Linked DNA regions of Homo sapiens: region 2 is linked to region 1. The links are chromatin loops, found by intact Hi-C in ENCODE. Cell type or tissue: dorsolateral prefrontal cortex. All regions are shown on one strand.

The links. Peaks named below come from ENCODE experiments on the same cell type or tissue, not always from the same donor. Only the 100,000 strongest peaks of a DNase experiment are listed, where the experiment ranks them.
Region 2: a loop joins it to region 1, with 7 times the contacts of the local background. A loop is called at or near these places in 16 of 110 quality-filtered maps.

The regions. Positions count from the first base shown.
Region 1 is chr19:30,665,474-30,673,473 of GRCh38, forward strand. ZNF536-AS1 (ZNF536 antisense RNA 1) reads right to left here and starts at 4,733. Exons shown (of 2, transcript XR_007067216.1): 1 at 3,108-4,733; 2 at 1-287. It also overlaps a transcript of ZNF536 not described here. In dorsolateral prefrontal cortex, CTCF peaks have their summits at 1,026 (motif pointing right), 1,239, 4,153 (motif pointing right) and 4,362; DNase peaks (open chromatin) are centred at 1,008, 4,148 and 6,398; H3K4me3 peaks cover 1,300 bases; H3K27ac peaks cover 292 bases; H3K27me3 peaks cover 620 bases.
Region 2 is chr19:32,566,723-32,574,722 of GRCh38, forward strand. No RefSeq gene overlaps it. Among named protein-coding and RNA genes, the nearest start is that of PDCD5, 10 kb to the right of the region's middle. In dorsolateral prefrontal cortex, CTCF peaks have their summits at 3,676 (motif pointing left) and 3,876; DNase peaks (open chromatin) are centred at 3,417 and 3,709; H3K4me3 peaks cover 548 bases; H3K27me3 peaks cover 667 bases.

The DNA.
Region 1 (8,000 bases):
GCTTAGCTCAGCTCAGTTGAGAGATCCATGGCCCTGTGGGCTGAGGAGGGCCTGCCTGGGATTGAAGTTTCACAGGAAAATCACCTTTGCTGCATTTCCTGAAAGTGGCTCCTGAAGATCCTGGTCACTCAAAGGCCATGTGACTGGCCCAGGAGGGTCTGGTGCTGGGTAAATTCTGTTTCGAAACCATCTGGAGATCCTTGCTTCTGCCAAAAAGACACCCTTTCCATGTCCATTCCAGGCTCGAGGGAACAAGCCAGGTTTCCCTTTTGCTGGACAAAGTGCTCCTAGAAAACAGGTTAAGGGGATCAGCAGCAGCGTGGAGAGATTTGGGGTTTGGGTATTTGGGGGGCCCTAGGCAGCAGGCACAGTCACTAGGGGATCAGAGGACTGAGAGGAAAGGAGGGGTCACTGTCTGGAGACATTGCACATTCTGGTGCACTGCATGGACAGGTGATTCCTGGTGTGTCTGGGATTCCTGTGGTGGCCCCTTTTGGGAGACTTTATTTGGGATCCTGGGGTCCAGGCTGGGGCCCCTGCAGCCCCAAAGGGCTCTGAGGAGGGACCCTCGATACATCTCACCTAGGTACCCATGAAGATGGGACTACACCAAGTTTGTTGCTTTAGGGTTGATCTAGACAGAAGGTGCCTATCTGCAGACATGCCACAGACATGCGTGTGCATGCTCGCTTGCTGATCACGGCTCACCTGGTCTCCCAGGAGGTTCTGAGCTTAGGCCCAGCCCTCCCAGCAGCAGGTGCACTGCCTCCCAGTCTCCCATCACTCAGGATGCTTGAGCTGCTTCTCATCTTTGATGAGGTGGCTCAGGCCCTGCTGCTGGGTTCCTTCTCACATCAGAAGCTGGCCGGGTCCGACACGTTCCCTCCTGTCCGCTCTTCTTTTCTCCCTCCCTTTCCCTGCCTCCTCCCTCCCTTCCACTCCCTCCTCTCTTTTCTCCCCTCTCCTCCCATCCTCTGCTGGGGATCCCGGCAGGCACTGGCTGCACTCACGTCCTTCCACCAGTAGATGGCGGCCTCTGCACAGAAGTGGAACCCACATTTCTATTACTGTTTAGGCTTTGAGAGGGGGCTTTCTGAGCCTCAAGGTGGGGTGTTCTAGGAACAGCTCCGGGCTCTGGGGGTAGCAGAATCCTCAGAAGCCCACACATGGGGTAAGGCGGGAGCTGGAAACCTCGCGGATCTAGTTTCCCTTGCCTCAGAGCTGGGACCCAGAAATACCTTTTAATTGCTTTATTTGTTTTCTCTGTGTGTATATATATAATATAAATATACACACAAAATATATATATTCAAAAATATATATGTAAAATATATGTATGTGTATATATGTGTGTGTGTGTATATATATATATATATGTATGTATGTATGTATGCATATTTTAAAAGACTTATTCACATTGAAAATCCAGGATATTTTACAGAGCATATCAGGCAATTTCTGGAAAAGTCAGAAGTTGTGGTAACCCTGGGCTCATGTCTCCTGGGCCACAGGGGAAGGTGCTGAGTATCGCCTGACCCTTGGGGCAGCTGTTCTCAGGCCTACCTTGGTGTAAGCTCTTGCCCTACCCAATTTTCCCAGGAATGCAAACTGTGCTGTAAGCTGGGCCCTCTTGTCTAAACTAACCTCGTTAGCATCTCGCAGTAGCACAGCACCGAGGACTAATGACTGAACACATGCTGTGTGCTGTAGACCTCCCGAGCACCAGGTACTGTCTCCATCTGAATTCATTTACACGCCTGAACAGGTGTAATTATCCCCAGCTTACAGAAGGGGAAACTGAGGCTCAGAGGAGCAATCGCCTGTCCCAGTAGCAGAACAGGGGTGACTTGCACACAGGCTTGCCTGGTGGAAAAGCTGGGTTAGTGCCTGGTTGGCCCTTGGGTGCAGGGAGGGGGCACCTGCACCCTCCCACGCTATCAGCCTCTCCCTCTGTGTGCGTTAGCTGCTTTCTGTGTCCATCCGGGAGGCCTCCCCCATGCCGAAGCTGCCTGTGAGTGGGAAGGTGGGTGGTTAGGAGACCTGAAATGCCGAAGTGTCCCCAATGGCCTGGATCAAGGTTAATTGAAGGGACTGACCATGACTGTGTATAAAACAATGTCAGAAGACTCTCTCAGCTAGAGTTTTTTCTAGCTTTTTTTTTTTTTTTAATTAATGAGAAGTGAGGTAATCTCACCTTTTCAGATTCCCAGAGTAAATGAAGACCTACCTGCTCTGGAAGCCCAGAGCATGTCAGGTTGTCTTGGATATAGAGTACATGAACAGCTCCCAGCCTATTTACTACAGTACTAGATAACAATAGCAGAGCAGTAGTGTTAGTATACACTCAGCATGTCCTGAGTGCTTGCAATGTGCTAAGAACTATGCTGTGAAGGTCAAACCCTATAAGGTATACATTGTTATTAGCCTCATTTCATCGATGGGGAAACGCAGGCTCAGAGAGGTTAAGTAACTTGTCTAAGGTCACACAGCTGGTAATTGGCAGGGCTAGATTTGAAGCCAGGTCCTCAGGGCACTATCCTTTCAAGGAATTCTATCGAAATGGCATGTAATTGGCTCTAAAATAACTGGAGTGCCCTTCAGAAGTGCTAACTGCTCCAAGTTATCTGGATTCTTCTTGGATGTTAAATGTAATATTAGAAAAAAAATTTTTAGTTCATGATGATGGTCTTGGCCACATTTTCTCTCTCTCCAGGAAATAAATTTTTGCAAAATTAAGATATTTATTTGCCCTGGAGACTCTACACCATGTAGAGATTCCACAGTGGGGGCTCCTGACCTTGAGTTTGAGGGGAGGGGGTGTGATTGACTTTCTTTTGCTTGCTAGGACAGGTCCTGCATCCCTGGGCCAATCAGGGGCCCCTTCTAGAATTTTCTGCCTAATACACTGCTAACCCTGTCCCAGGCCAGGCTACAGTTGCTTCCTGGTGTGTCTGAGTTTTTGTGTGGGGGCGCCTTCTGGGAGCTTAAAAGCTCAGGATCTTGGCGGCCAATTTGAGGGTCCCTGCAGTCCCAAAGGACACTGAGGAGGGACCCTTGTTATGCCTCTCCCAGGTACCCGTGAAGATGGAGCCACCAAAGTTTGTTACCTTAGAGTTGACCCAGATCTGTGGTGAGGGGAAGTCGGCTCCAGCCTCTGCGCTGCCTCTCTCTGCTGATGGCTCCCTGGGGGCTCGGTGTAGGTCTCCTCTATAAGGCGGGTCATATTTGCCACACCCACTTCGAGGCCATGTGAAGGGGCCGCGTGGGAGGTGCCCAGTTCTTGGCTGGTGGAAAAGTCGTTTGTTGCTGTGATCACAGGAGCTCCCAACTCATTCCACCTTCTCTAAGCCAGCTCCGATTCCTGAGGACCACCTGTGTGCCCAAGCCTGGTTGGGGCGTTTCTGGTTAATTAGGAAAGGGATCCCATACCCCAAATGCCCAGAAGAAGGAGCCAGAGGTTTAGAAGGGCCAGGCCACGGAGGAGCAGCTCAGCGAGGGTGGTCTCTGAGTGGGCAGCGGGGGCAAGGGTTGTCGGGGGACCCCCTCACACGCCTGGGTGCATTGTGCTCATGGTGGCCCCTGCCCCTGGAACTATGAATGTGGCAGTCCTGGAGGCTTCCTAGAGCCCAGCTAGATCATTCCTGGAGGGAAGGGGACAGCAGGAGCAATTGTCCCAATGCCACAGTGGGGCGATGCACAGGCGGCTGGCGCTCCCTGTCTGTTTTTGGAGAGGAAATGACACGACCTGCAGCTGGGTAGACTGCCTCTTGTCTGGTCGGGTCTCCTCCATTTCTGTTCCTCACGCGCTTCCCTAAACTGGGCATCTGGCAGGCTCAGCCGGGCAGACGTGTTCCAAGGACCACTGGCATTTGTGATGGCTGAGTCCTGTGCCTGCGGGAGGGGCGGCCCCCATCCCTCACACACTCCCTTTAGGCGGTGCCTGGCCGTGGTCAGCTTCCCCGGGGACTCAGCCTCGGTGTCCAGCCTGATGAAGAAAGAAGGGACAGGCTCCTGGAGAGTAGGGGACTGCCAGGCCACTTCCGCAGGCAGGCGGAGGGGTCCCTTGGCCTCCCTGTCCTCAGCCCCGGAGAATCCCACTCTCCTGCTGCGGGGACCTGAACTTCGGGAATCCCGAGATGGCCGCAAGAGGGCGCCCGATCCTCGCAGAAGGACAAGGCTCCACTTTCCCTAAAACCTGAAAGAAGCTTGCAGGGGGGCTGCGTGGGGTAGAGGGCACCAACTGACAAACACCCAATTTTGCTGTCTCTCAGGGTGTTCGGAGCAAGTATGGAAATAAAAACTGTTCCTATTGTTGGAAAAAATTAAAGGAGAAAAGACCTCAGGTTAACCGCTTTGTTCAATGACGTATTCATTGTGGCAATGTGCACGAATAGAGCGTCTGCTGAGTGCTAGGCTGGAGGAGTTCTATGAACTAGGGCGGACTGGATTGTTCCTGCTTCTACAGGAGGGAAGAGAACGAAGTGGGCAAAAGAGCTGAGCCCAGAGTCACACAGACTCACGCCTGCATCTGCCTCTCTCCAAAGCAGCTTTTCCCTTTCCCCTCATCCTGCCCAGGTGGGAGAGGGCGGGCCCGGGACTCACGGGCTTCTTAGCCTCTGGCGCAGCATGGCGTCTTGTGGCTAGGTGCCAGAAGCTGGCGGAAGGAGGGGTACGTGGGAGGCTTAGTGCAATGGGGGAACGAATTCCTGAGGCTCCTCTCTCCTCCCCATCCCGCCCATCCCTAGGGCCCAGCCTCAGGCTTCCTCTGAGACTCCTCCCCTCCTGCGCCGCTTCTCATTCGCTTAGTGCACTGGGATCAGCATGCCTGAGTTCGAATCCCGTCTTTTGCCCTCATTCGCTGAGTGGCCTTGGAAAACTGTGGCATTCATTTGGGCTGGGTGTTCTGCCTGTGAAATCCGTGGTCACGATGACTGCACCTGTGTAGGACGATCCTATAGATCAGATGAGAAAATCCATGCCAGGAAGGCTGTCTGTGGGATGCCCGGCCCATGGCAAGCACCTACTCAACACGGGCTGTTAATATAGTCCTTGTCATCGTTGTCTTCTCGGCCTTGCCAGGTTGGACACTGAGCTCCCCCGCAGACGGGTCTCGGGGAATGAACTGTTCACTACGAAGTCCAAAGAGAGTTTCATTTGGTTTTGTTGGGGGAGGCATTTCCCAGGCTCTTCCTCGTGGAGTCTGAGAACAGAGACAGAGGCCTTCCTTCCCCAGAGACGCCTTTCCGGACTGGCCCCTTGGTGCCTCTGTTGCCCACGCCCTTCAGGCAGGTTCTGAAGGCAGGAGCCATTCCCGGGTCCATCCCTTCAGCCCGGGAGCCTGGCTCTCTGCTGTATCCCTGCCAGGCTGTAACAGCGAGAGCACAGAGAAGGTACTCTGTCCACTCTATCAAATGGATGAATGATTGCCCATTTCATGGCCAAGAACATTCTGCTGCTCTATCCAGGCTCCTCTCCCCACCCCATTCTGCCCATCCCTAGGGCCCAGCCTCAGGCTTCCCCTGAGACTCCTCCCCTCCCCTTCTCTTTCTCATTCAATCATTCTTTCATTTTCCCGTTCACTCAATGCACGCACGTGCTTCTGCATGTGAGGCTCACCACAAGCCCTAGAGGAACAAGGATGAATGCATCATTATCCTATCTGCCAGAGGATCGCCATGGTGCAGGCCCACAGGTACCTAGGGGGTATAACTCAGCATGGGTGTTGCCCTTAGGCAAATCATCAATGACCCATGTTCAGGCTTGACATTGGGGAAGGGGTCATGTGTCCAGTCTGAAATCTGGAGGAAATTGTTAGGTGCCCGTGACATAGTTGGGGGCTTCCCAGCCAAAGGAGTAGCATGTGATGATCACTGGAAAGGTTGGCCCAGCCGGGGAGCTGAAGGGTCTGTCCTAGAGCAAATGCAGAGGGTGTGGAAGCAGTGACCAGGGACAGGCCTGGAGAGAGACTGTGGCCAGGTCACGGAGGCCTTGTCAACTCAGCAGAGATGATGGCGGCTTCATCCAAGTGACTCTGGGGCTTCAGGGGTGCAGAGCAGGAAGAACTGAGGGAGAAGGAGAAGGGGAAGCGGGGCAGGGGTGGAGGCCCCAGGTGCTGAGAGGGCACAGCCTCACTGGAGGGAGGTGGCTCTTCCTCAGTGACCAGAGGTGAGGAGGAGGCGGGCAGTCTGCAGTGACATGGGGATATGTCTAACTAGTGTTTATAGCACCTGCGCTATCTCAGGAAGCACTAGGTATAAATAGATACTCAGCAGACATTTGTTCAGTGACGAACAAACAGCCTCAACTTGGGTGGTTGCAATTTCAAAATGCATTCTTCCGACCCTGGGAGGCTGCCAAGATCCTTGCTTGGCAAGATCCCTGAGAATGTCCTTCTAGTCCTGGTACAGCTGGAAGGATCTCTGGGAGGGTCTGTGGCCATTGGACTTGAGGCATCAAGACAGGCCCATCATCTACCCAGGAGTTCTTTTCTCAGTAGGACTTTACGGAGCGTGGTCACCGCCCTGGGACCCGGCCCACTCAGCCAAGGCTATGTCACTCACTGGGGCCGTCCAGGCCTTCACTTGGGTCACCCGATTCCCATCTCAACGTTTCTTTTTCCTTGCTATAATATTTTATTCAAAACAAGATAGATTACTTGGCCAGAGAAACTGAACCCAGACAGACAGAAAATAGCTTCCCCTTTTATTCTGCAATTCAGAACTTCTTACAAATGATCTGCCAGTTGGGGTGCCCCATCCCCTGGAGGAGTCTGTGTGTGCAGAGGGGCCATAATTGTGCTGATGTTATAGAGACTTAAGTGACCACCCCAGGGCTGCCGTTGCTCAGGTGTGTTTCTGGCATTCCCAAGTTGGTACCCTTACATGCAATATTTTACATTAGAATGCATGCGTTTGAAATAGCGAATTGGTGAACATGTAAACCAGATGCTAAGAGGGCTTTGAGAGCTAGCCTGGGCACCCAATTACAAAAGGGGCATTATTTCCACAGCAAAGCATATTTCAGGGTCCATACAGCAAACAAGGTCAAATCTGAAAGATGGGGTCTGCAAACCTCCATCTTCTTTGTAGTGATGTTTTAATCCCATTCCTCTCCAATCCTAGCTCAAGAATCTGTTAGTAAGAGCATGGGGGAGAATGATGAGAAGCCTGGTTTAAAAAACAAACACATCAAATTCTCTGCTACCACTTATGAGTTCTGTGACTTTAGTCCTTTGCTTGGAATCTTCCAGAATCATACCCTAAGATAAGGATTTAGGCACAGGCAGTTTTTTGGGAGGAGGGAGAGAAGATCCCAGGAAGTACAAGGAGGGAGTGGGGGGAGCAGATGTAGGCGTGTTTTGAAGCAGGTGATCCCTGTGGGAAATGGAGTCTTATTCCTGCTGGGACCCTCCGAGGAACTATGTGGACAACCTCAAGAAAGCTGCGGTGTTTATAAGCCAGCCCCTATCCTGTCTTGGTTGAGTGTATTCCTGGGGTGTTCACCCTTTGGCCCTTTAATCCAATAAGAGCCCATGACTGGAGAACCCCCTTGGCCAGAAAGCCCCATATGCTTTGGCATATGTGGAAACAGCCTGCAGGAGATGGCCCAGGGGAATGGGTGAGGACTCCAGTGCCCCTGTCACATGAGAATCGAGCCTCTCCGAGCCTCCGTTTCCTCATCTGCACTGTCAGCTGTTCCAGCCCGCCTAGGACCCTTCCAGGGTGATCTGTATGATCTGTGTGACCTATGAGACATGAAATAGTGACAGATCTGAGCAGAAGCCAAGCACAGCGCCTGGCCCTTCAGGGGCACACATGACATCACTGTTGTTTCATCACTTTTCTGCTTGGTCTTCCTCTGCCTAGATTCCAATATGAATTTTTTCAGTTCATCTTCAAATCTCTGCTCTCCTCTCCCTGGGGGAAATCTTCATTGCTCCACGCTGGGGTCCTGAACCCACTGAAAACATTCTCTCTGTGTCTGAGAAGCTGACTCAGATT
Region 2 (8,000 bases), 1.9 Mb after region 1:
CACCACATATACCACTTTTGCTGTATCCATATACCATCCTATTCTACCCAGAGGATTTTTACCCTCACTGTGTGCTGGATCCAATTCCTACTGGATTGCAAGAATCAATTGTTAAAATTTCAGAAAATGTGCAAGCTGTATTTTGTTTTGTTTTGTTTTGTTTTGTTTTAATTTTTGAGACAAGGTCTCACTCTGTCACCCACACTGGAGTGCAGTGGCGCAACCTCAGCTCACTGCAACCTCCACCTTCTGGGCTCTAGTTATTCTCCTACCTCAGCCTCCTGAGTAGCTGGGACTACAGGTGCATGCCACCATGCCTAGCTAATGTTTTGTATTTTGGTAGAGATGGGGTTTTGCTATGTTGCTCAGGCTGGTCTTGAGCTCCTGAGCTCAAGCAATCCACCCGCCTCAGCCTCCCAAAGTGCTGGGATTACAGGCATGAGCCATAGCACCTGGCCCATAAGCTGGTTTTTAAACGTAGTCATTATTAAAAAAAAAAAAAAGAGAGAGCTTATAATTAAGTATTGTGTTAAAATATGAAGGTACTAAATACCTAAAGCATCATTCCTATTTTACTGTGTTCTACTCCCACATTTGCTCTGATGTTACTTACATCTGTTCTGCCCCTATGGTGGGAATACAATATAATGACGTGCTACTGTGCCCAACTCAGCTCCCTGTTCAGTGACCTCACGTCGGCAACCTGAAATTGGCCATGGTGGAAGAATTTACACCACAGAAAGCAGCAAATGTGACAAATCAGGGTTTCTTTTGTTTTGTTTTGTTTGTTCCAAGAAACTTTGTTACGCATTTCCCAACGCACTGCCAGATATTGGCATATCCCTTGTGGGATATGTGGAGTGGGATGAATAGCAGTTAGTCTGGTGAATAGCAGGAGACCTTCCCAGCAGAGTGGATGGTCTGCACAGACACTTGGAGGTAGCAAAAGGCATGAGCCAGGGCCAGCCTGAGACTGTTAAGAGGACCTGGGTACTGCCCAGGTGTCAAAGAAAATGAGGACCGAGGGCAGGCGCCATGGTCCGTACCTATAATCCCAACACTTTGGGAGGTCGAGGTGGGAGGATCGCTTGAGGCCAGGAGTTCGAGACCAGCCTGGGCAACAAAGCGAGACCCCCATCTCTACAAAAGTTAAAATAGGTCACAGTGGCTCACACCTGTAATCCCAGCACTTTAAGAGGCTGAGGTGGAAGGATCACTTGAGGCCAGAAGTTCAAGACAAGCCTGGGTAACACAGCAAGACCCCATCTCTAAAAAGTAAAAATATCTCTTGAATGAATGAGTGAGTGAGTAATGTTACTAGATGAGACCAAAGAATCGCCTTCTCAGGATGTTTTTTGTTTTTTTGTTTGTTTGTTTTGGTTTGGTTTGGTTTGGTTTTTTTGAGATGGAGTCTCGGTCTGTCACCCACGCTAGAGTGCAGTGGCACGATCTCAGCTCACTGCAACCTCTGCCTCCTGGGTTCACGCCATTCTCCTGCCTCAGCCCCCCGAGTATCTGAGACTACAGGCGCCCGCCACCATGCCCGGCTAATTTTTTGTATTTTTAGTAGAAACAGGGTTTCACCATATTAGCCAGGATGGTCTCGATCTCCTGACCTCATGATCCGCCCGCCTCAGCCTCCCAAAGTGCTGGGATTACAGGCATGAGCCACCGCGCCCGGCCAGGATGTTTTTAAGGACAGGTGAAAGTCCTCCTAATTTTATTTGAGGAGAGGAAGGTCTTCCTCATCTCCTTTGAGGTTGGTTCTCTTTGGATGAGGCAGGTGGAGGCTACGATGAAATTTCATCTTGGCCCCCAATCATACAGGACCCCTGTCGGCATCAAGTTCCCCAGAATTAAGACCCAGAACTGAGAGTTATCCCAAGGCCCATGGGGTCATAAACAGCCAGGAATGAAAAAAAATTTATTGGTGCCAAACTGTAGAGAAAAAAAATGCAAAGTCAAGATGAATACACTTGATGAAACTCAAATTGAAGCCCTTGTGTTATCATTTATTATTTATATATATGCATTATATTGGATGTGGAATGGGGTGCATTTCTGTATATTTAACGTTTTATGTAATGGGTGCTCCAAAACTAAAGGAGCCCAGGAGGCTCTTAAAATAGCCCGCTTCCTGTTAGCCAGCAAACTTTCATGTCTTTTCCTTTCTTTTCTTTTCTTTTTTTTTTTTTTCTGAGACAGGATGTCACTCTGTCTCCCAGGCTGGTGTGCAGTGGCACAATCATAGCTCACTGCAGCCTTGAACTCCTGGGCACACCACAATTCCTGGCTTATTTTTTAATTTTTTTGCAGAGACGGGGGGGGTGGGTCTCATTATGTTGCCTAGGCTGGTCTCGAACTCTTGGCTTCAAGCAATCCTGTCATTTCAGCCTCCCAAGTAGCTGGGACTACAGATGCAAGCCACTGCCCAGCTTATTTATTATTGTGACAGAGTCTCACTCTGTTGCTCAGGCTGGAGAGCAGAGGCATGATCATAGCCACTGCAGCCTCAACCTCTTGGGCTCAAGGGATCCTCCTGCCTCAGCCTCCTTGAATAGCTGGGACTACAGGCACATACCACCATGCCTAATTTTTTTTTATTTTTTTGTGCAGACAAGGGTCTCTCTATGTTGCCCAGGCTGGTCTTGAACTCTTGGCCTCAAGCAATCCTCCTGCTTCAGCCCCCTAAGTGCTGGGATTACAGGTGCGAGCCACCATGCACAGCCAGTCTGTGGCTTTCTAGCCATGACAAGGAAGTCCTGACGAGATAATATAGCCATCTCCTCACCCTCCTGTATGGCCATCTCATGGTGAAGAAAGCTGTTATCCCAGCAAGTGGCCACAAAAGCTTGGACGGAGCTCCTTCTCAAGTAAAAGACTATAACTAGTTTTCAATGAGAAGCTTTCTTTTTCTTTTTCTTTTCTTTTTTTTTTTTTTTTTTTTGAGACAGAGTCTTGCTCTGTCACCCAGGCTGGAGTGTACAGTGGCGCGCGATCTTGGCTCACTGCAACCTCCCCCCTTCCAGTTTCAAGTGATCCTCCTGCCTCAGCCTCCCGAGTAGCTGGGACTACAGGCACCCACCACCACACTCTGCTATTTTTGTATTTTTTTTAGTAGAGATGGGGTTTCACCATGTTGGCCAGGCTGGTCTCGAACTCCTGATCTCAGGTGATCCGCCCCCCTCGGCCTCCCAAAGAGCTGGGATTATAAGCATGAGCCACTGCACCCGGCCAGATTTATTTTTTAATGGACCACACTCTGCTTCTGCTCCTTGCATTTCAGTGAGTTCCACGGCACCGTTTCCATGATATCACGACTGATCCATGCAGGATCACGGCTAATAAATGGCTCTAAAACAACCTGTGAAGACATAACCATTAAGTGTGCCAGGTACCAATCTGCAATTCCACATGCTGCACATACAGCTCTGAAGCGCACGCTCCCCACAAGCCCGCCGTGGCTTTCTCAGAGGATCGGGCATATGGAACCATAATGGAGCATAAATTTACAGCAACAGAGATGGACGAGGGAGATTAAAGCTTCATCTGTAAGGACATACTGCATGGCAAAAAAAAAAAAAAGAAAAAAGAAAGAAAGAAAAAAGAAAACAACAGTTATTGTAGTTTCTGCTTTGTAGTATAATGAGAAACTCAGTCGCTTTTGATAGAGTGTGGGCTCCCTCTGCTGCTTGCAGGAGACACCAGGACTCCGGGCATTTGGGGTTCCTTGGAGATCAGCGCAGAGGAGGTGGCCTGAAGTGGGAAGAGAAAGATGGGGCTGAGCGTTGCAGACGGACCGACTGGTTCTGCAGGCTCTGACCCTGTGGGCTTCTCAGAGTAATTATGCTGCTGCTGCACCAAGAAGCAAGAAATGGAAATAACAGAAAAACGCAAAGAAACTGTAAGATGCACTGGCCAGATCACCTGTGTGCACAGAGGAATGCATCACGGAAGCAATGCAGCCTGCCCAGAGCAGCTTCTCCTTCCCTCCCTCCCTCCCTTCCTGTTTAAATTTTTGCAGAGATGGGGTCTCGTTATGTTGCCCAGGCTGGTCTGGAACTCCTGGCTTAAAGCAATCCTCCCGCCTCAGCCTCTCGAGTAGCTGGGACTACAAGTGCAAGCCACTGCTCTTCCTTCCTTCCTTCCTTCCTTCTTTCCCTTCCTCCCTTCCTTTCTTCTCCTTTCGTCCCTCCCTCCCTTCCTTCCTTTTCCCTCCATCCCTGCCTCCCTCCTTCCCTCCCTTCCTACCTACCAACCTTCCTTCCTTCCTCCTTCCTTGTTTCCTCCCTCCTTCCCTCCCTCCCTCATTCATTTCCCAGTCACAAGGTAGGACTGCACTTCCCCACCCGCTTTGATGTTAGGCATAGTCACATGATTCACTTTGGCCAACACAATATAAAGAAAAATGATGGGTATCATCTCTGGCTGGAAACTTAAAGGGACAGGTCGGGTGCGGTGGCTCATGGCTGTAATCCTAGCACTTTGGGAGGCCAAGGCGGGTGGATGACTTGAGGTCAGGAGTTCGAGACCAGCCTGGCCAACATGGTGAAACCCCATCTCTACTAAAAATACAAAAATTAGCTGGGTGCAGTGACACGTGCCTGTAATCCCAGCTACTCAGGAGGCTGAGGCAGGAGAATCGCTTGAACCCAGGAGGCAGAGGATGCAGTGAGCTGAGATTGAGAGGTGACAGCATGCTGGCAGTCCTCAGAGCCCTCGCTTGCTCTCGGAGCCTCCTCTGCCTGGGTTCCCACTTTGGCGGCACTTGAGGGGCCCTTCGGCCCGCCGCTGCACTGTGAGAGCCCCTTTCTGGGCTGGCCAAGGCCAGAGCCAGCTCCCTCAGTTTGCAGGGAGGTGTGGAGGGAGAGGCGCGAGCAGGAACCGGGGCTGCGCGCAGCGCTTGCGGGCCAGCTGGAGTTCTGGGTGGGCGTGGGCTTGGCGGGCCCCGCACTCGGAGCAGCCGGCCAGCCCTGCCGGCCCCGGGCAATGAGGGACTTAGCACCCGGGCCAGTGGCTGCGGAGGGTGTACTGGGTCCCCCAGCAGTGCCGGCCCACCGGCGCGGTGCTCGGGACCTGCAGTCTTAGCTGCCTTCCCACGGGGCAGGGCTCGGGACCTGCAGCCTGCCATGTCTGAGCCTCCCACCCCCTCCATGGGCTCCTGTGAGCCCGAGTCTCCCGGACGAGCACCACCCACTGCTCCAGGGCGCCCAGTCCCATCGACCACCCAAGGGCTGAGGAATGTGAGCGCACAGCGCAGGACTGGCAGGCAGCTCCACCTGCAGCCCCGGTGAGGGATCCACTGGGTGAAGCCAGCTGGGCTCCTGAGTCTGGTGGGGACGTGGAGAGTCTTTATATCTAGCTCAGGGATTGTAAATACACCAATCAGCACCCTGTGTTTAGCTCAAGGTTTGTGAGTGCACCAATCGACACTCTGTATCTGGCTGCTCTGGTGAGGACGTGGAGAACTTTTATGTCTAGCTCAGGGATTGTAAATACACCAATCGGCACTCTGTATCTAGCTCAAGGTTTGTAAACACACCAATCAGCACCCTGTGTTTAGCTCAAGGATTGTAAATACACCAATCGGCACTCTGTATCTAGCTCAAGGTTTGTAAACACACCAATCAGCACCCTGTGTTTAGCTCAAGGATTGTAAATACACCAATCGGCACTCTGTATCTAGCTCAAGGTTTGTAAACACACCAATCAGCACCCTGTGTTTAGCTCAAGGTTTGTGAATGCACCAATCGACACTCTGTATCTAGCTGCTCTGGTGGGGCCTTGGAGAACCTGTGTGTTGAAACTCTGTATCTAACTAATCTGATGGGGACGTGGAGAACCTTTGTATCTAGCTCAGGGATTGTAAACGCACCAATCAGCGCCCTGACAAAACAGGCCAGTCAGCTCTACCAATCAGCAGGATGTGGGTGGGGCCAGATAAGAGAATAAAAGCAGGCTGCCCGAGCCAGCATTGGCAACCCGCTGGAGTCCCCTTCCACAGTGTGGAAGCTTTGTTCTTTTGCTCTTTGCAATAAATTTTGCTACTGCTCACTCTTTGGGTTCACGCTGCTTTTATGAGCTGTAACACTCACCGCGAAGATCTGCAGCTTCACTCCTGAGCCTGGCGAGACCACGAGCCCACGGGGAGGAATGAACAACTCCAGACTCACTGCCTTAAGAGCTGTAACACATACCGCAAAGGTCTGCAGCTTCACTCCTGAGCCAGCGAGACCACAAACCCACCAGAAGGAAGAAACTCCGAACACATCTGAACATCAGAAGAGACAGACTCCAGACGCGCCACCTTAAGAGCTGTAACACTCACCGCGAGGGTCCGCGGCTTCATTCTTGAAGTCAGTGAGACCAAGAACCCACCAATTCCGGACACAAGATCACACCACTGCACTCCAGCCTGGGTGACAGACAAGATTCCGTCTCCAATTAAAAAAAAAAAAATTTAAAGGGACAGTGTGCAGTTCACTAGGTTATCTCTTCCCTGGTACTTGGTAGCATTGAGATGACAGCTGCTCTGTCAGCCTAGGTCTCAGAGTGAGAAAATGAGGTAGGAGGCAGAACAGACTCCAGAGTCGGGGCTTGGACACCAGACCAGATTGAAGACTAGCTAAAACAGGGATGTGCTGGAAGCTCCTTTCCATAAGACACGTCCACCAGTGCGTCATGTCAGTTTACCACTTCCATGGCAACACCCAAAAATTACTGCCCCTTTCCATGGCAATGACCCAACAACCTGGAAGTTACCACCCCTTTTCTAGAAATTTCTGCATAATCTGCCCCTTGATTTACATATAATTAAAAGTGAGTCTAAATGTGGCTGCAGCACTGCTTCTGAGCTGCTCCTCCAGGCACACTGCCTGTGGGGTGGTCCTGCTCCGCAAGGAACGGCCCCTCTGCTGCTGCTGCTGTGCATGAGTGCTTCAAGAGAAGTTGCTATCCGACACCACCAGCTTGTCCTGGAATTCTCTCCTGGGCAAAGCCAAGAAACCCTCCCAGGCTTAGCCCCAATTCTGGGGCCTGTCCTGCTAAGGAAGAAGGGAGGGTGAAAGAAAGAAAGAAATGTGTAATTAGTTTGTTAGGGATGCCATATAAAACTACCACAAACTGAGTGGCTTAGAACAAAAGAAAATTGCTGGCCATGCAGAAAGAAGTACTGCAGTAGCTGATGATAATAATTTTCCTTTCTGAAAATATCAGGCTGGGCATGCTGGCTTGTGCCTGTAATCCCAGCAGGGATTTGGGAGGGATTCGGGAGGCCAAAGTGGGAGGAAGGTTTGAGGCCAGGAGTTTGAGAGCAGCCTGGGCAACACGGCAAGACCCCATCTCTGCAAAATGTTTAGAGAGCTGGACATGATGGTGCGCACCTGTAGTCCCAACTCCTAGGGAGGCCAAGGCAGGAGGATCACTTGAGCCCAGGAGTTTAGAGTTCAGCCTTGGCAACAGAGTGAGACCCCATCTTTTTTAAAAAAAAAATATTGTCTCACAGTTCTGGAGGCTGGAAGTGTGGTATCAAGGTGTCAGCGGGGCCATACTCCCTCTGAAACCTGTAGGAAGAGGCTCCTTCCCCATCTCTTCCTAGCTACTTGTGGTTTGCTGGTAATCTCTGGCACTCCTTGGCTTATAGATACATCATTCCAATCATGTTCATCTTCCCCTGTGCATGTCTGTCTCTGCATCCAAATTTTCCCAATTTCCCTCCCTCCCCTCATCCCCCACCTTTCTTTCTTTTTTTTTTTTTTTTTTTTGGTCTGAGACACAGTCTCACTCTGTTGCCCAGGCTAGAGTGCAGTGGCACAATCTTGGCTCACTGCAACCTCTGCCTCCTGAGTTCAAGTGAATCTCCTGCCTCAGTCTCCCGAGTAGTTGGGATTACAGGTGTGCGCCACTATGCCTGGCTAATTTTTGTATTTTTAGTAGAAACAGGGTTTCACCATGTTGGCCAGGCTGGTCTCGAACTCCTGACCTCAGGTGATCCGCCCTCC